Regions from separate parts of the Homo sapiens genome. Here region 2 is linked to region 1. The links are chromatin loops, found by intact Hi-C in ENCODE. Cell type or tissue: GM12878. All regions are shown on one strand. Links, peaks and the distances in the headings refer to the core of each region. The heading gives the core; the rest is flanking DNA.

Evidence for each region. A loop is a pair of places that touch in the nucleus more often than their neighbours do. Peaks named below come from ENCODE experiments on the same cell type or tissue, not always from the same donor. Only the 100,000 strongest peaks of a DNase experiment are listed, where the experiment ranks them.
Region 2: it touches region 1 in a loop (2.5-fold over the local background); 5 of 110 quality-filtered maps call a loop at or near these places.

Annotation. Positions count from the first base shown.
Region 1 is chr6:96,605,433-96,622,608 of GRCh38, forward strand. FHL5 (four and a half LIM domains 5) reads left to right here. Exons shown (of 6, transcript NM_001322466.2): 4 at 470-639; 5 at 5,140-5,326; 6 at 10,177-13,194. The coding sequence ends at 10,340. Among named protein-coding and RNA genes, the nearest start is that of FHL5, 51 kb to the left of the region's middle. In GM12878, for the core only: no CTCF peak of the experiment used is centred there; DNase peaks (open chromatin) are centred at 6,153 and 8,419; H3K27ac peaks cover 772 bases.
Region 2 is chr6:96,539,660-96,547,659 of GRCh38, forward strand. It overlaps UFL1 (UFM1 specific ligase 1), which reads left to right. Exons shown (of 19, transcript NM_015323.5): 11 at 876-996; 12 at 3,235-3,357. Among named protein-coding and RNA genes, the nearest start is that of FHL5, 19 kb to the right of the region's middle. In GM12878, for the core only: a CTCF peak has its summit at 3,231 (motif pointing right); no DNase peak of the experiment used is centred there.

The DNA of each region.
Region 1 (17,176 bases), core at 4,465-12,464:
GCATAAGAACATAATTCATTCTCTGCCACTCTTGCTCTCTCATTTTCTTATTATGGATTCAGAGAATTTCTAGAAGGCCATAACTGCACAGTATAGTCTCAGTAGTTGTGCTCTGGGCATTTTTAATACCCTTGTAATGATTATTATGGCCCAATTTATCCAAACCATGTGAAACCATTAGGAGTCTCCATTAAAAGTACTTTTACATCTCCAGATTATAGGTTATGCAGAGCTTGAAAAAGTTTTCAGTCTAAGAGTGATTCTCCATCATCATGGCTAAACTTTATTAACCATTTTTTTTTCTCCAGATGAATGGGTTTTTTTGAACCTGAAAAAATACTATTTTTCTAAAAGGACAATTCATTTATCATCTTAACTTAAAACGTTTTTAAGTAATTTGATCTGTATTTGCTTAAAAAATAAAATTATGCTTGACTTATACTAACATGGCCTTACTTTTGGAGTACAGGTTCCCGCAAAATGGAATTTAAGGGAAACTACTGGCATGAAACCTGTTTTGTGTGTGAGAATTGCCGACAACCTATAGGGACAAAGCCTTTGATCTCCAAAGAGAGTGGCAATTATTGTGTGCCATGTTTTGAGAAGGAGTTTGCTCACTACTGCAACTTTTGTAAGAAGGTAATTTTCTAAAGAGGGTGAAGCTTGTGGAAACTCAGACTATTTCTTTTTAGCTGTATCATATATTTAGAATGAACTGATACTATTATGTTATATCTGTAATCAACACACCCATGGTAGTTTGGACTTTCAACATGTCCAAACCACTAGTTGTCACGATGAGCATGACCATCTTTTTTTTTTTTATTAACCATAAAATTCCAGCCACAACAAGAATTTAATATTCCAAACAGCTCAAGTGATTTGGTATTCCAGTTCATTTCACTGTTTTTTGTTGTTGTTGTTGTTTTATTTTTTTGGGATGGAATCTCGCTCTGTCACCCAGGCTGGAGTGCAGTGGTACAATCTCGGCTCACTGCAACCTCTGCCTTCCAGGTTCAAGAGATTCTCATGTCTCAGCCTTCCAAGTAGCTGGGATTACAGGTGCGTGCCACTGTGTCCAGCTAATTTTTGTATTTTTAGTAGAGACAGGGTTTCACCATGTTGGCTAGTCTGGTCTCGAACTCCTGACCTCAGGTGATCCACCTGCCTTGGCCTTCCAAAGTACTGGGATTACAGGCATGAGCCACCACACTCGGCCCATTCACTGCTTTTATACAAGATCTCACGTATTCTGGGAGAAAGCACAGGTCTCTCTTTGAATACAGATGTTTCTTAAAAAATAATGTTTGATCTATTCAGTATTAACTGTTTCAGAGAAATATGGATTTGCCTCACAAAGTGACTAAGGGAACCAAGTTAAACAGGATGTTTAACTTCTCACATTCTTTCTCAGCAATGCAAATGTCTTCTTGACTTGAAGCTTTTGTATTTCCTATGAGTAGGGCAATCGGCTCAAGAGAGTGCCAAGATCATGGGGGAAGTTCAGTAGACAAAAGACAGAAAGAAGACTAAGAGCAGCAAGTTCCTTCACTCCAGTTCCAGGATCATGTAGGGCCTTCTGACTTGGCTTCCCACTCAAAAAAAACATTTTCTAAGAGAAAAAAAAAGTAATATTTTTGAAGTAAACTTCATCCAATTCTTTTTTTATCCTCTAAGCTTTTATGTGAAAAAGTAGCTCTAACACCTTGATGAAGCCTGTCTGCATTCCATAAAATATATATGGAGGTTCTCAAAGAAATCCTTGACCTGCGAGGCATCATAAGTTTAAAATGACACCATAAATTGTCATGAGAAAGCTGAATCATGAAAATACATTGGATTAGTATAGTGGTTTCAAAGTATTTTTTATCTGTGGGTTACTTTGGCAGAACTCTTAAGCCCATTTGTATATCTGGACAGCTGGAAGTCACACTACCACTTTCTATGCACACATATGTGAACACACATGCACATACACACACACACACACACACGCAGTTAACTGTTTAACATACATAACCAATACCACTACTGCATTTAAAGAGGCAGCAATACACTATGCTAAGTTATCATTATTAAATTACACTATGTTGATGGCTGAGAATTACAATTGATCACATGACATAAAATAATCTTATGACTGAGACCTTCATTACTCTACCAAAACACTGGCTTAGAAGGTGACTTTACAAGCAGCAATCAAGCCATATGACATATGAAGCTCCAAAGAATTACCAGGGTCAATGACGGCATTTAAAAACATGCTGGAGCTGGGCATGGTGGCTCACGTCTGTAATCCCAACACTTTGGAAAGCCAAGGTGGGAAGATTGCCTGAGGCCAGGAGTTCAAGACCAGCCTGGGCAACATAGTGACACCCTGTCTGTATAAAAAAAAAAAAAAGTTTAAAAATTAGCCAAGTATGGTGACACGTGCCTGTAGTCCCAGCTACTTGGGTGGCTGAGGCAGGAGGATCACTTGGGCCCAGAAATTCAAGGCTGCAGTGAGCTATGATTGAGCCACTGTACTCCAGCCTGGGTGACAATGAGATCCTATCTCTAAAAAATATACAAAACTTAAAAACTAAAGAAAATAAAATCTTGCTGGAAATAAAATGAATAGGTTTATCTCACTGTTTTGAGAGACAACTGAGTTGGCCAATTTTAGGCTGCATTTCTTAAAGACAGACTAAAACAGTAATGATATTTGTGAGAATTATCCTAAAATCATTTATCAGACACAATAATGAAGACTCTTTCAATGCTATAACAATTCAAGAGTGAAACTTCTTTAGTACATCCATGCTGAGCACTGTCTGGGCCAAGTGCTGATGTTTCCCAGGTTATTGGAGCCTGTAACTATATTTAGGATATGATTTGAAGTCATCAAAAATTTACAAAATATTTATATTGGGTAGTAGACAGATTATGACATGCCAGATTATTTTTTATTTAGTTTTTAAAACCACAAGTCCTTTTCTAAAAAGCTAGATTTGTTTTTGATCAAGATGATCCAATCTAAACAATTTTTTTCAACCCAAACCAAAGACCAAATATTTTCTTAAAAAAAGGAAAAACTACTTGACAACCAGGCTGTTAGAACTTTTAAGCTTTAAAATCCATAGATTTTATTTTGTTAAACTAAGATTTATTTTCTGCCAGAAAGCAAATGATTTTAAACTACAAGTGCTTCAAATTCAAACTCCTCAAGGTTCAAAAGGAGTTAAACGTCTTCTTCGATTTTTCATCTGTCACATAATGAGTGCAAAATCATTATTGCCCCCACTTTTTCACAGAACAAACTTGTTCTAAATCCTGAGATCAATCAGTGGTGAAAACCAAGCTTAGATATTAGACTTTATCTTACCTTCCTACCTCTTCAAAAGGAATATAATCACAAGCAAACTATTTTTGATGTTCCAGAATTTCTTCTCTCTAATTAAACAGTCTTTGGTGTATATATCAAGTTTTATTTTGCTGTGAATACATTTTTCAAGTTTCAGATCTTTTAAGCATTGCCTGCTAATCATCAGACCAAACAAATCAAAGGAATCATGAATTCTGCTGTGTCTGCTGTAAGGCATTGGAAGTCAGTAGGAGGTATTTTAAATTGCTTTACTTCCATCACAACATTATGCTTCCCATTTACTTATTCAGAATAGTATGCTTTTTTCCCTCTAGGAAAATATCTTTCATATCAAATATCTTTAATTTCTAAGATATTTGTTATAAGATTAAAAATACCTTTAGAATAATTTTTTCACAAGTCTATGTAACAGACAAATAACATTTTTGAGTTCGTAAACAACGAGGCGGCTTAAAATAGGCTCTAAGTTTTTACTACCTAGTTAATTTGATACAAAGGTTATAGGAACCACCTCAGATACCCCATTGCTTCAGTCATTATAAAACACTTACAAAAACACATTCCAGTATCTACAGCAATTCTAAGAGCTCATTAGCTGTGAATTCAAAAGGTGATGTGGCTTAAAAATAGTTACATGAGAAAAAATGCCCAAGATTTATCCATCTGATTCTAACTAAAGATTTCTCAGCCTTTTAAAAAGTAGAATTCATGGATTAAATTGGTTTAGAAAGAAAATATTATCTTATGCAGAACTAATTACATCTCAGGCAAAACACTGCACATCACACCTTAAGGCTCAATGTACAACCAGGGCTTATTCCATTGAGTTCTAATTCCCACAGCACCCCACTGCTAGATACAATATTGGAATTGCTTTCCAACTATTTTTTCCTTTGGCATTTATTCATTCATTCAACAAGGATTTTCAACTGCTTATCTGTGTAAGGTAACCTTGACTCAGTATGGCACTGATGGTGATGCACACAGGCTGTGGAATCAGACCATGCAGGTTTGAATCCTAGCTCACTATGGCCATGGCAAGTAACTTAATGACTGTAACCCTCACTAGTTGCTCATCTGAAAAGAGGGAAAGATAATAGTCTGTAGTATGTAGAGGTGTTGAGAATATTCAGAAGAGATCATCCTTAGCACGGTGGTAAGGACTGAAAAAACACTTAAGAAATGGTAGTTGTTATTAGCAAATAATGGTGCTTACCAATTCCATTCAGAATTACTGCTGTTGGATATTCTTGGACCTGGTGTAAAGCATTCAGGAAAAAGAAGAATTCTTTTAAGCATCCCTAAAGTTAGACAGGTAGTTATAAGAACATAGTATAGAAAATAGCTCTAACGGCAGATCTTTAAAAACCAAAATTAAGAAAATTCAGAGAAGTATGAGGAAGTGAAAAAAGAACCTGTGTGGTTTTTCTCCCCCATCTTCCTGAGTCCAATATGGCCCTGCCTCTGTTCTATTTCATTGTAGGAGAAAAATATACAATAATTTCCATTTCTTTCTACTTCTAATTAATTCCTATAGCCTTTGGCTTCTCATATTATTAATTTTTAATGACTTTTTGAGGAAAAGAACATCCTAACATAAGGTGAAAATAGAGTAGCCAAAAGCACCAGTTGTGGCATAGAAGACATGAAATGATCTTTTTTTTTTCTTTTTGCTTCCTTTTCTCCCCAGAGATACTAGGATCTCAAAAGAATCATGAAATGATCTGAATTGTAATGGCTCCCATGGTCATTGCCTTTTCTGTGGTCTTTGGCAGGTGATAACTTCAGGTGGGATAACATTTTGTGACCAGCTATGGCATAAAGAGTGTTTTCTGTGTAGTGGCTGTAGGAAAGATCTCTGTGAAGAACAGTTCATGTCCAGAGACGACTATCCATTCTGCGTGGACTGCTACAACCATCTTTATGCCAACAAGTGTGTAGCCTGTTCCAAACCCATTAGTGGTGAGTTCTTCAGTTCAATATGATCATGCCATGAGACAGTTATGACTTTATGAAACACTATCTAGTTAATTTAGGAAAAGCAATTAAAAAATGGGAAGCTTTCCTTTATATTTCCTTTTGAGATAAACACAAGTGGGTGCATATATATGAGTATAAATATTACATGGATTCCTCAAGGAAAGTACAAGAGTATAATTTGGGTGACTATACTCTGTGAAGGTAACTACATACTAAACCTAATGGTACTGACTCTAACATTCAAGGAAGGAGGAGAACAGGATGAGCTGAGAGGTTAGTGCAGGCCTTCACGAGGAGATCTGCTTGCAGCCTCATTAAGTTTTGAGTGGGAGGAGAAGAGTACTAATAAATCAAAATCCTGCTTAATTCTAAAATAGGACCAAGCATCCTTTAGTTAGGAAGGTTTTAATTAAATTCCACTATTGTATAGAACATCTGAAGCTGTAATAATTAAGGTAGCATAGGTCAGTAATTAATTAAACTTCATTTTAAGATGCTTCTAACAAATGTATTACTCTCTTTTCTCTATTCACTTGCAATTATGAAGTGTGTTTATGAGTAGATGAAAGAAAACAAGATAGCATTTTACTGAAAAAAAAATGTGACATGATTTGAAAATAACATAATGATAAATCAATCCATGTTAAAGAGGTTTTCAAGGTAAAAAGAAATACATCTTTTCCTCAGAGACACTTTTAAAATGCTAATCCTATAATAAAGGAACTGAAACTAGCATGACACTTGAGAAACTCAGCAGCTATTCTTTCTGGCAATTTATAATCACTTAATAATGTGTCAGAACTGTATATCTACTTTCTATTCCTAGTATTCTTAGAACATATTTCAATTTTTAGTTGTTCATATACCATAGAATTAAAGATCATTTTATCCCTTTCCTCCTTCTTCATCTTCAAATATGTGGCAAAATAAAAGTTGAGTCTTCATGCACTTTCCAACCAAAAGAAAAAGTTTCACAGCAAACCCCACCTTGGCAGGCTTTCACTGACTTGCAAAGGGAGGGAGGGTGTCACCAGAAAAAAACAGCATGGTCTTATTTGTCTATATGGAGCACCATCTGTGTCAGGATCTCACACTGGCTCACGGGCTACATCTGGCAAGCAGGCTGTTGATGTTTGGCCTGAACATGTTTGGAAATAACTAATGTAAAATCCATCTCTGCAGCTAAAAGTAGAGGAAGAGCCTGCCATTGGGTGAGCAGACTGCCTCCACATTCCCCAGCAGGGTCACCATCATATGGAACTCGTGGCTGTCCAATTGCATGGGGCATGCCCTCTCTGTCCCTTGCACCCTGTCTGCATCACTCAGCTAGATCACCTCCCTGGCCCTTGCAAGAACTTGCCTTAGCAATCCCACACCACTCGGCTCCAGGGTCCATGCTTTTAATTACCCTGCTCTCCTGCCTTCTACAAATTTGACAATTCCTATAGCCAAGAGATCTCCACTGATTTTAGTTAGAAAATGGGACTTTCAGATATCCAACAATACCTGGAGCTCCAGAATCTCCCAAGTAAAATCTGCAATCACAGTCCATTTATTTTATAACAACACTTATCTTGAATTGGGACAGAAAAAAAAAGGGGACTTCAATGAGAAAATAAGGAAATTAACAACTCAAAATAAGTTTCAAAATTCTCTGGAGATCCAGATGGCTAATACTGATCTGCAAAAAGCCTACACAAGCCCTGAACTTGAGTTTCAATTCTGGTATATCACAGATTCATGTGCCTAAGTGATTTTTTTCATAGATTGTTCCAGATCAATCACTGGGCCCAGCTTTTTAAAGTTGAGATGGAAAAACAACGTTGTTCTGCACAAAAACATGAGGATGATCAAAAGTAAATAATCTGACCCAAAAGTAATCTAAATTTTACCCAAAAGTAATCTAAATATTATATATTTAATTTAGACTCATCAGTCCACAGGAAATGTCTAATAACTATCTTAATCTTTTTTTTAACTTTGTGATTGAGACACCAGAGGCTGAAATGCCTGCAAAAACTTACAACTCACTTTACTATTTCTTCATCTAATTGTTAAATATCTATAGGCCCTGAAGTACTGCTTCTTTAAAATTGAGCTATTTGAACTGATGTACCATTGGGAATTCTGATATTGTCACACGTCTTCGGAAAATTGGCATTAATCTGATTATTATGTCACTTTAAAAGCTAGGTATTCTTGGTCAAAGGATACACAATTTCAGTTAAACAGGGGAAATAATTTCAAGATCTATTGTACAACATAGTGACTATAGTTAACAACTATGTATTATATACTTGAAAATTGCTAAGAGAATAGATTTTTAAATGTTCTCACCACACACACAAAAAAGCATATGATAAGGTAATAGATATGTTAATTGCCTTGATTTAGCCATTCCACAATGCATACATATACAAAAACATGTTATATAATATATGTACAATTTTTATTTGTCAATTAAGATTAATCAATTATTTTTTTAAAAAGCTCTGAGAAATCTACCCATAAATCACCAAGTGTAATTTTTAAAACCCATCACATTGAACTGCTTCATTTGAACAAACTCCAGATATAGCTACCATATTTTCTCCTCCTTTGAGATAGGATTAACCTCTTAAACTATCAGGGATAAATGAAGCTGCTTGATGCAGTGAAAGGTGCTCTGGACTGAGGAGCAAAAGACTTGGTCCTCCCTGCCCCCACTGCTGTGTCACCATGGGTGACTAACTCACCTCAGGGGTGGGGGGCCTTCATTTGCCTTATTTATAAAACAAGCAGTTGAGCAGGTTGGCTTTCTTCCATCTCTGTTTATTTCAAGGAAAAGGAATTTCAAATGTTGTGGCTTCTTCAGAGAGTGATGCTGATGTTCCTGATCATATTCTTTACCAAAGATAAACTCAAACTTAGTTTCATGAGGTTAAAAGCAGAGACTCTAAAGACAGATGGCCCTGGCCTGTGCTTAAATCTTAGATCTGCTGCTTACTAGCTGGGTGACCTGGGGCAAGCGGTTAAACTTCTCACTTCTCAGTTTTTGTCTGCAAAGTGGGGCTGATGCTAATATCTGACCCCATGAAGGTAAGGTGAGGGCTGTATACGGTAACACACATAAAGGACTTAGAATAGTAATTGGCACACAGTCAAGCACTCAACAAATGCCAGCTCTTATTCTACTGACTTGTCAGAAACCTATGAAACCAGATAACACAGGTGTCAAAGACCTGCTTCATGAATGGCTTTCTTACTGCAAACAACCCTCATGACCTAAGGGAGTAAACATATTCCTTTTGGAACAGTTTACATACATCTCACATGTTGGTTCAGCCCTTTCTTAAAGTTGCCAGATGCTTCTACTTTTTCTTATTTGTAAAATTCCGGAAGAATTGCTTTTATATTTGCCACTTGTACAAGGCTTACTAATAAAATTAAGAAAAACTCATGAGCATCAAAATGCTAGACATGTAATAATTAGTTTTATGAACAGCATAATTTATGTATATACAGAACATTACTCTTGCAGTCAGCTTATTAATGTTTTGAATAACATTAAGGGAATTAAGTAGTACATAATTAATTTACATTTATTAGGAAGTAATGTTGATAGCATCATAGATAAGCAAGCTATAAATTTAATCAAGGAAAGTAGAGAAATTTGATGCAATTTTCTGTATGAACTACTAAATTATATATGAAGACATCAAATAAGTTTGTTAGGATGGAAACAAAAGTTCATTATCCTATTTAAGAAGAATGTATCTGAAATAGAATGCTATTCACCCTTTCACTTCACCATTCCAAATGGAGTATTTGGAAATTACATATGAATTACATAACTCTTTTAGCCTCACTCCATGGATGATAAGCAAATAATAGCACTAAGATTACTGGGAGAAAACATGAAATAAATAAAGACCCAAGCCTAGGGCATCTCAACCTCTTCCCAAACCCTAACATTTTCTCCTTTAATGTAACTTCTCAAAATCAATTTCTTGAACTATACCCTGGAATCACATTAAGGAGACAGAGATCAGACCCTCACCGAAGATTCAAATTCGACTACTTTTTAAAGAAACAGTATGGTTCAAGTGAGGCCCAAGTTAAAGTGGAGGAGGCTGACAAAGCTCTTAGAAACCAATCACGTGATAACGTGGCTTCATTGGCCAGATTCAACAAAAGCTGAAGCTGGCTCTGAGCAAGGTAATAAGGCCATCACGTTAGGATGGCTGAATGATTAGACAAAATCCTCTATTTGGTTATGCTTTCTAGAAATAGTGTCCCAAACCGTATAACCCCAGGACATATTCTAAGTACAACTAAGCACAGAAAAATGAGGGGAAAGAAGAAAACTAAAACTCATTACAACATTGGACATCAAACTAGGAAGCATACATTTATTTCCTTTTATCTTCATTTTGCAGCTAAGAAAACTTAAAGTCATATAGAGAAAAAGGGGAAATGTATTCATACTTAGATATCTCTGACTTCACAACCTATACCTTCTTTCCACTATGCTACACTGTATTGTCTTATCTGGCTTAGACAACCTTATCTGTTTCCAAAAATACCTGACTTGCATATTAGCATTCTGCCTTCTTCTGTTGATTATGGCAGAATTTGGCTGTGAATCTGGTTGGGTGGCATAGGTGTAACTTTCCTACAGTGGATAGTTCCAGATGGACACAGGGCCAGGAAGCAGCATTCTTTTTTGGGTTATTTGCCTCTGCGTTGTTTTGCTCATAGCTCTATCTCCAGTTCCTAGAGGAGCATCTGCTAGAATGCTCAATCTGTTCCTTGAAAGGATAGATTAATCTTTTTCTCCAATTCCTTTACAGGTCTCACAGGTGCCAAGTTTATCTGCTTTCAAGACAGCCAGTGGCATAGCGAATGCTTTAACTGCGGGAAATGCTCTGTCTCCTTGGTGGGTAAAGGCTTCCTGACCCAGAACAAGGAAATCTTCTGCCAAAAATGTGGCTCCGGAATGGACACTGACATCTAGGAGACAGTCCTTGCCCACCTAAAATCCATTTTGCCTTCGTTGTCACTAAAGCCAGAACTCAGTTGCGGTCTTATTTTTGACTTAAGTTTTAGAAAATATTCATGTAGTTTAGAGTGGAAAAGTTTTTGCACACATTTTGATCGAACTATATTCTAAGCACACAAAAAGCACAGTAGAACAGAAATGAATATATGCTAAATCACAAAGACAACTCTCCTTGCAAAATACTGCACTCTGCTGTTAGAAGCAGAGGAAAATATCTCTTCATAATCAAATATATGACATATACCTAGGAGCTGTGGATGTAATTACTGAAGAATGAGGTTTTTCATACCTGAAGAGTAAAAGAAAAACTAAGAGATCAAACTGAGAGGTATACATGAGGCTAGTGTTTGCATTCCTGGTTATATGTAATGTGATAAATTAGCTATGAATGGTAAAAGAACAAAACTGATCAGAGTAAATTCATTAGCAATTATCACATTTAAGAATTGTTATCATTTAAAAATCATCCTTTTTTTCACACATACTGACTGTAGAATTAAAAAACAAAGCTACAATTTGCCCTCATACACACTGCTTCCACAGCTTGCTAGTTCTGTGTTTACTCAATGGAATATGAGAACTGAGGACATTATGGCTCTCATAATCTGCATAGGTATAAAGAGGATCATTTCTACCTAGGGATAGCCAAAGCATGGGTTTCAACACGTTTTGTATTAAATATATTTTCAAAGTCCACAGTGATTTTTCTAAACGCTTACAGATTCCATGAAATAAAAGTCTATTCTTTCAAGTGGAGCTAACCAGGATAATCTTTGTCCCCAAAGGCAAACCTTTAAAATAAATAGATCATTAAATCTTCACTTGTGGAAATGAGTTTTAGGGAAGGGATTGAGTCTTGGAACATGACTTTCATCCAGATATCTAACGACATAATAGAATGCATAATTAGCTCTGTGCCTCATGCATTATTGCCTTCTAAAATTACATAAATGATTAATGGGCAGACATAAAAGTGGGCTTTAAAGAAATCTAGTAATAATAAAAGCTGAAAAAGAATAATTCACTGCTGATAATTCAGAACCTGCAAAGCAGCACAATAGAGTAATGTGGGCTGTAGGCGAGCCCTCCCCACTCTTCCCCCACACCTGTGCCACACCCCCCTTACCCCAAGCCAGTTGTGCCCCCAGTTTCAATCTCCTGCATAACCAGGAGGTGCACTCCTAACCCTAAGCAACTGTCCTATAAGTCAGTCAGTGTTTATTGATCACACAGGAAGTAAAGAGCCTTAGTGAGAAGTCCATCACCAGGTTTATCTTTATACCAGACTTTAACTGATCATGACCCTATCTTGCTACCCCTGGATATTTTCCACATTACTTGGGACAAATGGAAAGCAACCTCTGCTCTCCATGATCTGTTTTCACATTGGTTATAGCATCTCTTGGATGGAGTAGAGGGAGGTCAGGAGAAGAAGCCCACATAGATATATAACTGTCTTCTCTCAGATTACACATTATAGCATTAAAGGTTTTGATTAAAATCTAATTGTAAGATACTGCTGATTACAATTACCAAAATAGCATCACAGGAGATTCAATTAAAATTGTTATGGAAATAATTTTTGAAATAGTTTAAAATGCAAGAATATTCAGCGATGTTAATAATTTAGAGATACTAATAAGTGTTCTGCTAGATAGACTATTTGAAAACTATAAATGTATTTTTGGATTAACAATGCCAAGGTATTTTTTCATATTCACATTGAAAAATACAGGCAAAACTATCAATATTTTTTCTGCATTATATGAAATTTCACAGGTAGAACTAAATCTATGATATAGAAAATAATAGCACATTACACATAGAGAAAACCAAGCCACTTAGGTTTAGATAGATATATAACATGTAACATCTTCTCTGTTAACCAATTATAGATACATATACAACATGTAATGTTTTCTTAGTTAAACAATTGGAAATGTTTAGGCATTTTACTGTGTGGGGGCAGTGAGTATGCACATGATCAGACTTGTATTCTAGCTTTACAATTAAAATTCACAGAATCATTTCCTAAAGATTTTATTATCCTTTCATAAGTATAAATATATATACTTTTACATATAAATAGTTCTGCATTTAGAAGGTATCCTACACATCAAACATCCATTAAACATGTACTATGCCAAAAGTTAGAGCTTATACTGTTGTGGGTCTGGAGTTGTAGGAGGATGGATCATGGTATGGAAATGCAGAAGTGCCTGATGCAAAGATCCTTGCCTGCAGGTTAAACAAAGCACCACATATGTAGACATAGCACACATATGCAAAACAACTAAGAAAAAGACCTCCTTAGGTCTTTGCGTAACACACACAAAGATAAATGTAAAAATTATATAGTTGATTTATATGGTTTATGTAACAAAGAGAAAAACTCCTTAATGGACTTATCCAAAGATGAAATGGACTGACTCAGGAAACAGTGGGCTCCCAGTAATTCAAAGGTGACATCTGCATGGGCAGGAAAGAAGTTAAAAGCAAATCCCATGTGCCAATAACAACCAGATGGCTTGGAAGTAGCAGAGACTGCCGAAGAGCAGGAGAAAATAAGATTGCTAAAAGAGAAAGAGTCAGAGGAAGGGAGAATATTAACTCTTAGGATAAAAAGTGACATAACCGGCCATAGAAAGTTACCAACTGTTCATAAGTAAAGGAAGAAAATAATTATTGTAGTGTTTGAGGAAAATTATGCTTTTGATCCTTTGTGGAATAGAACCAAAGAAAGCAAGGTTCCAAGGATTAAGTTTCTTACTGAAGGAATAAGTTTGGTTAATGGCTACAAAAGTGAAAAGAAAGAGGAAGAAGGCATTGAAGGCCACGAGTTACATTTGTTGGCAAAGATGAGTATGCAAGTCAACAAGTCAAAATATTTTATTTTGTCATGTTGGGGATTAAAGATGACAAAAGAAGCAAAAATGTATTTCTGCTTCAATAATAATGACTAGGAAGCCCAAGGGTTCAATTTTAACTTGGCATTATAAAAGTGTTAAATTGGGACAAACTAGCTCCACTGGTTAAGTAAAATGTGGTTATGTTACAATCCAGGCTTCAAAGCTTACATCGTTGCTATAACTTAAAAAAAAGAAACACTAGATTGTTCATTAGAGTAAAATATTGGCCTACCATTATGAAAAATGCATAACACTAATCACAAATGGTTAAAAAAAACTGCCAAATTTAATATCACAAATGAAAAGTCAATCCAAAAACACATTTCATGTTAGCAATACCATTTTTGAATTTAAGAAAAAAATAACTTTTAATCTACTTGGCATATTGTTAATTGTCTGTGTTTTAAATAAGAAAATGGTTGTTTAGCCGGGCACGGTGGCTCACGCCTGTAATCCCAGCACTTTGGGAGGCCAAGGCGGGCGGATCACGAGGTCAGGAGATCTAGACCAGCCTGGCTAACACGGTGAAACCCCGTCTCTACTAAAAATACAAAAAATTAGCCGGGCACGGTGGCGGGCGCCTGTAGTCCCAGATACTCGGGAGGCTGAGGCAGGAGAATGGCGTGAACCCGGGACGCGGAGCTTGCAGTGAGCCGAGATGGCGCCACTGCACTCCAGCCTGGGCGACAGAGCAAGACTCTCTCTCAAAACAAAAAGAAAAAAAAAGAAAATAGTTGTTACGGTATGTTTTAGATATATTTAATCAAGCACATAGTCTGTAATGCACCTATAGATAGATGTTTATTATGATAATGATACAGTTTTTGCTAATTTTATACATTGGTTTTTAGAAGTCTCTTATACTGAATAAATTTACATTTTACATAGTCTATATTACTCACATTATTTTTAAAGATTTATTTTTTACATTAACTGTTTAGTAAACAGAATAGGTGTGGAATAAATTCTGTAGTGTTTCTACTTCGATTACATAAAGAAACATGATAACTTTTACCTTCTATTACCCATCTGTTTTTACAACATTCAAATTATAACTATATATTCAGATATTATTTCAGGGCATTAATAGGAAAAAAACAAAATTGTCCGACCCAAACAGAATCTCTCTTCTGTTAAATTAGGGGATCCATAGCTATGCTCTTTCTTACAGTAATAAAATGGTGAAAATATTCTAAACTAAAAATATCCTCTAATTATTATTTCTGTGACTCTGAAAATATTTCATGAAAAAAATCCCACTTCAATTGAATTTTTCTGCTTTGATGCAGATAGTCTTTTGCTAATTTCTTATTTCTATATGTAAGGAATTGCTAAAACTCTTGGTGGCTTTAAACCCTTATTTATTCTATCTAAAGCAAAATTTATGTCTAGTACACAAATCTTCATGAAACTTTAATCCACATTATTAGTATCATTTAGTTACTCTCCAGAATTAATCTTGGAAGCTGAATTCTTTTAACGACCAAAGATGTTCCACAAAGACTATTTGAAAGAACACCCTCATCAAACATTTCTAGTTCACTTTTTAAATCACATGGTTTTGAAAAGTACTGATCTTGTGGGGACCCAAAAGATAAACTTTTTGTCTTGGAATAGTGTCTCTTCAATGAAAGAGTCAGAATATCACTAGAAATTACAGTTGTTAGGTATTACCTTTATCCTAAACCTCTTCTTCCAGGAGTATTAAGTCTTTAGATCTTCATTATCCTACCAGAAACATTGCAGGATTGACTGAGATGGGATCATCATTAAAAAATGTATGGGAACTTTGAGGTCCTCTTTTCAGGGAGAGGTAAAGGAGACCTGTCAAGACTTGGGAAAATACATCACCAGGATAGATTTGGCCTTAAGACTTCTCAGAATTTACTGAATCTGTATTGTGTTATGTCAACATTTAAAAAAGGATATCGAGGAGAGAGGACATCAAGGCTTCATTTGAACCATCCATCTCAAAAGAATTTAGAAATGAGACCATCCATTCAAGTCATCCATGTGCCTTCTTAGATGGTCCCAAAAATGTATCATCCAGAGAGAATTAGAGAAGTTTTGTATGATAATTATAACCATTCTGAATTTTTCTGGTTGATAAGCTTTAGACTAGATACTCAGTTCAATATGGAGGAAATCAAAAAGGAGGGAAAAGAAACGAGATTCAGACTCAAAGTTGGAGTCTATAAAAGAAATAACAGAGTTTACACGTATTTGAAATGACTGGATTTTATATCACTGTGGTTGAGAAAGGGAACAGCTCGCTGTGATAGAATTATGATCCCTGTCACCGAGGAGCAAAGAGTATTTGGGTCAAATATTTTCCCACGAATGTTAACAAACTTATGGAGTGGATGTCCATAAAGGGTTCTCTAAATGAGGAACATTAATGAGCTCAGCAGACATTCATCCAGTGACTCAAACAGTGACATTAAATGCTATTCCTGCTACACACAAAAACAAAAAGTTTGATATTTACGGAATTCCACACACTGAATCCTTAAGGCTTATTCCTTCTTTAAAAAATGACATCCTATCCCTTGTTTGCCTCTGTAGCATCACTGATAAGTCTGTTTATTTGAGAGCTTCAACCCAACCTCTCAAACAGGAAATGAATGAAGGAGTATGGATAGAGGAAAAATGGAGAAAAAGAGTGTGGTGATAAAAATTTTGACATTTCTGAAAAAAAATAAAAAATTAAAATTTTAAAACTTTTGTTTTCCCTATGTAATAGAAACTTTCCAAAACTACAAGATAGTTACAAGAGGCAAAATACATGCACAAAAAAAGGAAAAGTTTGATAAAATTTTGGGCTTAAGGACTACAGTTAGTATCAGTCTTCTCCCCTCCATGGAAATTACTCTCTTAGACATCACCAACTAATATGTAGCCACAAAAGTCCATGATTGCTTCTTCAACTTTCTGTCTGCTATGAGATAGGCACTTGCTATCGTTGGCTTCCTCAAGCTTCTTCAAAATCTTTCTGCCAGTGGCATCCATGACACCATTCTCTCCTATGTCTCCTAAATCTCTGCCCCATTCACTGGCACACCATCCTCTATCAATTTCTTAAAAACAAATATTCCTAAATATTCTTGACCTCCTTGCTCTATATTTTCTCTGTTGGTGAACTTACCTAATTCCATGATTTCAATTGCTTTCTCTGGATAGCTGAGTTCCAAATATACATCTTCTGCCTTGAATTCTCTTCTGAGTTCCAGACCCAGGTTTCTCATTGCCTTTTGGACATCTCAAACCAATGTCATGCACACACCTAAAAATAACTTTATTATCCTTCCTCCAAATTCCACTTATCGTCCTCTGTTCCTCATCATAGTTAATGCATCATCCAAATAGAGCTTTTTGAATTCAAGTCTTGGGTACATGAAAAGTAGTCATTAGGGAAATGCAAATTAAAACCACAATGAGATACCATTTCACACAGACTAGAATGGCTATAATAAGACAGACAGTAACAAGTATTGTTACGGATGTAGAGGGACAGGAACTTTCATATATTGCTGGCAGTAATGAAAATGATAGAAAATGATACAGCTATTTTGGAAAACAGTTTGATAGTTTCTCAAAAAGCTAAACATAAAACTACCATAAAACCCAGAAATTTCACTCATATCTGCCCAAGAGAAATGAAAATATATGTCCACACAAATGTTCATAGCAGCATTATTCATAATAGCCCAAACTTGAAACAATCCAAGTATTCAACTGATAAATAGATGAAAGAAGTATGATACAGCCATATAATATAATATGATGCAGCCATAAAAAGGAATGAAGTATTGATACATGCTACAACATGAATGAACTTTGGAAATATTACGCTAAGTGAAAGAAGTCAGACAAAAAGGCCAC
Region 2 (8,000 bases), core at 1-8,000, 70 kb before region 1:
TACCTACTATGGAAAGAATAAATATAAATAAGGGATATATGTAAAATGTTTGTTCCATGTTAACTAGCAGTTAGTAAATGACTCTTACTTTTATTTGGGATTTTTTACTCAAGTAAAAATTTAACATGGTTATCACTTTTCTTCTTTCCTTGGGCTTCTCCCTCTAACCACAAAAATAAATTTGGAAAAAGGTGATTCTGTCATGTGAACTGTCAATATTTTAAGCATTTTTCTTTAGAAAAACAAAAAGGAAATAATATTACTTTTATCATAAATATATACTTTTGTCACTAGAGATTATAGGACCTTATGCCATCAGAAAGAACCAGTATCCGAACTTGGAAATACTTCATCGTTGTTATCATAAACTTTTTCAAAGCAGAAATTATCAAGAATGAATCCAGAGGGGGGAAAAAAAGATTATATGACTTAGTATGCAACTCACATATGGTAATTTGTGTGGGGTAGGGGATGGAGGGTTCATTATCTTTAATAATCTCAAATATCCAGGTGGCATTGGAATTGGGAGTCTCAAAAAGCGAAGGAGCATGGGGCATCAATTAAGCTGTGGTAAAACCAGCCAGTAACAGCTGGAGAGGATTGCATCTGATTGCAGCTGTGTAATCAGTTGTGAAGTGACAAGATAGGATTTCTCATTAGTTAATAATGGGTACAAAAAAGGTCAAGAGCAGCAAGAGAAGAGACCTATTTTGGGCAAGGAGAAACATTTGCCTTAGAGTGACAGCTCTGAAACAAAGCTCTATAGTTCTAAGCAACAAAACCAAACAAGAATAATTAGTGAGTATATAAACAACTTTTATGCTTTTGGAAATGCTATGTGTTTTTCCTACCAAAAAAAGCATGTTTTATTTTAGGAAATGAAAAATAATCCTGTGCATTTAATCACTGAAGAAGATCTGAAACAAATCTCCACTTTAGAAAGCGTTAGTACAAGTAAAAAGGATAAAAAAGATGAGCGAAGAAGGAAAGCAACAGGTAATAAATTGTTAACAAGGAATATTCAAAGTTTTGTATTTGTTGCAGTGAACTTTGCATTTATCACATTTATTATGCCCTTTGAAAGGCCCTTTGTTTTATTGATTTACCTTTAAACAGCTAATATCAACCAAATATTTTGCTAATGTGTTAAGTTTTATATAATAAAATGGAAATATTGGTGATTATGTTTTCTGTTTTCTTTTGTGAAAACTTTATTTTATCATCATGCTCATCTCTTGTTTTTCCCCATCCTCTGTCTATGTTCCAGCCCAGTAGCCCTTTTTTGTTTTGTTTTGTTTTGTTTTGATTCCTAAACTTGCCAGGGTCATATTCACCTCAAAGCTTTTACACCAACTGTTCCTTTTACCTGGAATGCCCTCTCCCAGACTGTAAGTAACTGGTGTATTCTTTTCATTCAGAGCTCGACTTTAAATGCCACTTCCTTAGAGAGGCCTCCTAACCCTTCGGAATAGTAGCCACAGTCACTCTCTGCCACCTCATTTTGTCAGTTTATTTGCATCACTTTATCACCATGATGTGTTTTATTGTTTGGGAACTGTGTTGATCTCATTTATTGTTGTACTCTTGCTACATACCCAAAGCACCACTTGATATATTTTAGGTGTCCTATAAACATACTAATTAAATGAAAAAATTTCTGAAGGACATATTTTTACATTTCTTTTTCTAATCTAAAGTCACTAGAAATTATTCTAGGTATCACTGATATGCTTGTAATTTGCAATGGAAAAGTAACATGTATTTCCATAGTTTTTATAGTAGGAACAGTGCTGTTAGTGCTTTATCGGAACTGAAGAAATTCAATATTCAACATTTTTCATTAATAAATACACTTCTAATTCTTTGAGATAGTTTATTTCCTCTTCCAGAATCTTTTTCTTAAAACTTTTCAATGGCATTATGAAATTTCTCTATTCTTCCAGGAAAATTAATAAATTACTTAAATCACAGTAATATTCATAGCTATGGATATTTTATCATATATTTGAAGATATAGTTATAAATTTGCCTTACTCAATTGATGACTTATGTCAGTATAACTAGTCTATTTAATATTTTATTTCTTATTAAAAGTTAAGGGTCATTTGGTGTTTTATTTTCAGTGATAATGCTATTGTATTATAATTGTTTAATTACAGTGTGTGGAATCATGTCAATCATGAATGTTCCCCCCCATAGGAAACTTATTGTCAAATATAAAAAGCATGTTCACTTTAGACTTATATTTTTGAAAATAGAATTTTTTTATTATAAAAGAAAGGGAAAAATAATAGAAGTTTAAATCTAGGATGTGATGAAATCTAAGGCAAATCTATTTAGAATTTAGAAAAAGATCTTTAGTAATCACTTTATTTTATTAAAAAGACTAATCTTTTACTTATTTTGAAGTAATATAATATAGTTGTAATATGTTCAATGGTTTAAACCCGTTATCAGTATTCCATTTTGTAGAGTAGATATTTTACATGTCAATATCAAAGAGCAGGGAAATGCTGAAGTAGTATTTTTTATTTTTATTTACAGTGTTTGCATTTGTTTCATAATTTGTTTTTTTAAGTCTATAGTCAATAGGTAATAATACTTTTATACTTAACCAATTAATATTCATGGTCAACATTTATGAAGCACGTGTTATGTTTCACGCATTTCTGTAAAGAATATATACATTAATGACACAATGATCCTTGCTCTTCAGAAGTTTATAATCTGTTTGAGTAGCAGATGAGTCAGGATATCTCCTCTAAAAACAGGTAATAATCTTTCAACAAAGAAGGCAAAATAAGAATAATTAAATTTGTGAAGTCTTATAATAGAAGGTTATTGATGAGGCTGTGGTAACACAGATGAGCAAAGGAGGACACATTTCTTTTGGGGAAGGTAGAAGAGGAGGTGAAGGAATGGATTTTTGTTAAGAAAATATTGAGAGTTACAGGAAAGAGGTGACGTTAGAGAAGGAGAAAGAGAATGCATTTAGAGCAGTCAGGCTATCTAAGGTAGATTGCTCAAAAGATTTCATATTTTATTATTAATTTTTTATGTATTGGATTTACTAAACTTTTAATAGGGAACTCCAAATTTAAAAAGAGTCTAAAAGTTTCTTTATTTTGCCTTTATTTTTTCTGCTGTAAAGTTAAATACAACAATATAGTGTCATTATTTTATAAAAATGATGATTTAGTTAGGTAATGCTAACTAATGTCATTTTCCCACCAGAGGGCAGTGGAAGCATGAGAGGAGGAGGTGGGGGCAATGCCAGAGAGTACAAAATTAAAAAAGTCAAGAAGAAAGGAAGAAAAGATGATGATAGTGATGATGAATCTCAATCATCCCACACTGGTAGGTAGCTTTTCTTTACTTTTCCTTGGTGTATGTGTGATATTTGTAACATATTTTCTTAAGATGTATATAATTAGGTATATATGCTAATACAGGAAGTCCTTATTTTGCAGTGTTTCAGTGACACAAATTTCAGTTACCACACTTTAGTTAAATGTTATCAGTCCAGTAACAACACTGTTTATCTTAAATATTAGATACAAAGATACTTCGGTATATTAACTGAGTATAGTATAAAGTAGCTCTTCAGTCCACAAATCAGTACATAAATAACAGATGCATATCATGATCTGTGACAATCACACCACTTATTGTATAGTTTGTCAATGATTGGTCACTGCACATTGGTTATTCCTTATGCACAAACAACAAAGCATGTAGCTGTATTGCCTAATTGTCTCCCAGTGATAAACGCTATGATATTTTACAGAAATGGATAATCAAAAAGAGAATTGGCCAACAAAGATAAAAGCGTAGCAAAGAAATGAAAAGTGATAACACTGAAAATAAAATTGGAATCAAGCATAAATGGAGTTATAGAGGGAATGGCTGACTGTGGGAATGTTGACACTGCCATTGCTCAAGAAAATGAGGAAAGTGGTTATGACAAAAAGGATGAAAACATCTTAGAGGATGTAAAGTGGGGAAAAACTTCACAATTCTTGGAGATATTCCAAGACATTGAAAAGGCAAGGGATAAAACATTGGAAGCTGATTCAGAGTTAGAAAGTGGTATGACAATTTATAAGGCATAGGAAAGGTACTTGGTCCATACTGCAAGTTAATTGATAATAAGAAGAAAGCAAGCACTGTTCAGACTATTCCTGATAAGTATTTTACACAGAAATAAAACACTTTCATTCTCCATGTTCTAATGTGTTAAAAATACAGCATATTAAATTATAAACATTAGTTTTATTTTTCATTTTCCTATACATTTATAACCAACAGTAAAAGCTTTTAATGTTTACCAAAAATTTTTAAAGGCCACAGAACAATTGTAATTTTTCCTATTGATTATTAAGAAAGCTTTGCATGGTTTCACCTTACCATGATCATTTTTATGGTCTTCCACTGCCATGCAAAACAAGTATTAGGATATTTTTGAAAAGTAGACTTGCAAATTTAAATAGGAAACATTAATTTTATGTACATTTTACTTTCATAGTAACACCTAACTGGTTGGTTGCTTATATCTAAGAGAGAGCATTAATTATATGCATCTTTCTTTTCCTAGACTTGCTAGTGCTTGGCCAAGAAAGTCTACAAGAGACATCTTTTGTTTTTCTAATTAAAATTATGATATTTTTAATTTTTCTGTTTAAAAAAGGTAAACTTAATGAAACCATGATACTGCCCTCTTCCTTATCCCCAGCAAAATGAAAATTAAAAAAAAAAACTTTAAATGATAATAGATTGAGATTTATATTTTTCCTCTTTCACAGAATTCATTACATACGGGCTATAGCTGGAAGATGTAGATATCAAGTGATGTGCCTGCAGCTATTAATGTTCTACTTGCTATTTGTAATAGCACAGTTGTTTAAGATTTGTCTTTAAAGTATTCTGAGATAGGTAGAAATAACTACTGTTCTTCATGTATGTAAAACAACGTTAATTAAAGGAAAAGTATCTTTATAGGAACTACTAGCTTTATCCTTATTTCAAATAGGATTAAGACTATCCATTGTGAATTTTAATTTTTCACTGGTAAATGGATTTTCCTGTTGCCCAGGTGTACTAGGCATGTGGGTGAAGAGGCATTACAAGAAAACACTTCTCTAATATCTGTAATCTTAAATAATGGTTAAATGAGGCATGTGATATTCCTTTTGTGAATAGATTATTATTGAAAGGAGCTATAAAAGTAGTAAAACCATTCTACCTTTAAAAATATAATTTCAATGCTTTTGAAAAAAAATTTATGTTGTAATCTCTGAAATAGAGGATGAAATTGGGTTCTCAGCTAAAATATAGGATCAACTCAGTATGAAAGATTACTAGAAGAAAATATAATTTAATAACTTTGAAAATGCATAAAGGAAGTAAACAGGGAAATCATAGATCATTTAATGTGAACATTAGGAATGGACAGCAGATCCCAGAAGATAATAGTACTGTCTGTCTACTCTAAAGCTAGCATGTCAACTCCTTAGATTTTTATTTATAGTGAAAATTGATTTTTGAGCCATTTTATTTTTATTTGTAAAGTTTTTGCTTATAGAATCAATAACTTAATTAAGCTAGAAATAATCACTTTTATACCTTTACAATTTCTAATGGAAATATTGTTAGCTTTTTTTGTCTACAACCCATGCTTTCCTAAGTAAATGGGTAGGCATGACATTTGCACAGTTAGCTATTATTTTCATTACAGTAGCTGCATACAAACTTTCCTGACTATAGACTTATTTTTGTGAGAGCAAAAATAAATTATAGAATTCTGAGATTTTTTTTTAATCTATGCCTTTTCCAAAAGATACATTTTAGCTTAAACAATTATTTGAATTGTGATTCACATGATTATAAAGACTTTCCAAAGATCTTATTTAGATTATAAGGATTATTTAATTTCTAATAAATTTATATTTTTATAAAGGAGGAAAAACTGCCCGGTATTCCTTGTTCAACAAAGATAAATTATTCTTTCCTTAAAAATTTGTTTTGAAATACTTGTTTTGATTTCCAGCTATTTGTATCATCCAGGTTTAACAAAGGGGAAAACTCTTTATTATTTTCTGATTGACTTATAGAAAATAATCAGTTTTAAATGAAGTTAGAAAATGATCACATAAGAAATTTTACCACTTCATGATAAAAATCTTCAGAAAACTAGGCATCAAAGGAACATACCTCAAAATAATAAGAGCTACTTAACGACAAACCCACAACAGCATCATACTGAGTGGAGAAAAATTGATAGAGCCATTAAGAACTGGAACAAGGCAAAGGATGTCTACTCTCACCACTCCTATTCAACGTAGTACTAGAAATCCTAGCCAGAGCAGTCAGGCAAAAGAAAGAAATAAAAGCATCCATATTGGAAAAGAGGAAGTCAGATTATCTCTGTTCTCTGATGACACGATCATATACCTAGAAAGCCATAAAGACTCCTCCAAAGACTCCTGGTCTTGATAAATGACTTCAGTAAAATATCAGGATACAAAATGAGTATACAAAAATTAGTAGCATTTCTATACATCAGTGTCTTTCAAGCTGAGAACCAAATCAAGAACTCAGTCTTATTTTTAATAGCTACAAAAAAAAAAAAAACTAGGAATACATTTTACCAAAGAAATAGAAGATCTCTACAAAGGTAACTACAAAACACTGATGAAAGAAATCGTAGATGACACAAACAAATAGAAAGACACCCCAGGCTCATGGATTAGAAGAATCAATATTGTTAAAATGACCATACTCCCCAGAGCAGTCTACAGATTCAGTGCAATCTTTATCAAAAACAAACATCATTTTTCACAGAATTAGAAAAATACACTCCTAAAGTTGATATGGAACCAAAAGAGAGCCTGAATAGCCAAAGTATCCTAAGCAAAAAGAACAAATATGGAGGCATCATATTGTCTGACTTCAAATTATACTACAAGGCTATAGTAACCAAAACAACATGGTACTGCTAGAAAAATGGACACATAGATCATTGGAACAGAATACACAACCCAGAAATAAAGCCACATATCTACAACCAACTGATCTTGGACAGGGTCGACAAAAATAAACAATGGGGAAAGGACACCCTATTCAATAAATGGTTCTGGGAAGAACGAAACTGTATCCTATCTCGTCATACACAAAAATCAACTTTAGGTGGAGTAAATATTTAGAATGTAAGACATGAAACTGTAAAAATCCTAGAAGAAAACCTAGGAAAAAATCTTCTGGACATTGGCCTAGGCAAAGAATTTATGATAAAAATCCCAAAAGCAAATGCACCAAAACCAAAAATTGACACATAGGACTTAATTAAACTAAAAAGTTTCTGCACAGCAAAATAAATAATTACAACAGAGTAAATAGCCTTCAGAATGGGAGAAAATATATGCGAATTATGCTTCTGACAAAGGACTAATATCTAGAGTCTACGAAGAACTCAACAAGAAGAAGCCCCATTGAAAACTGAGCAAAGGATATGAACAGATACTTCTCAAAAGAAGAAATACAAGCAGCCAACGAACACATGAATAAATGTTCAACATCACTAATCAGAGAAATGCAAACTAAAACCACAATATATCATCATACACCAGTCAGAATGGCTATTACTAAAAAGTCAAAAAACAACAGATGTTAGTGTTGATGTGGGGAAAAGGGAATGGTTATACACAGTTGGAGAGAATGTAAATTAGTTCAACCTCTATGGAAAACAGTATGGAGATTTCTCAAAGAACTAAAATTAGAACTACTATTTGACCCAGCAATCCCACTGCTGGGTTTCTACCCAAAGGAAATGAAATTATTATATTGAAAAGACACATATACTCTTATGTTCTTTGAGGCATTATTCACGATAGCAAAGTCATAGAACCAGCCTAAGTGTCCACCAATGATTGACTGGATTAAGAAAATGTGGTGTATACCATGGAATACAATGTAGCCATTAAAAACAATAAAATGATGTCCTT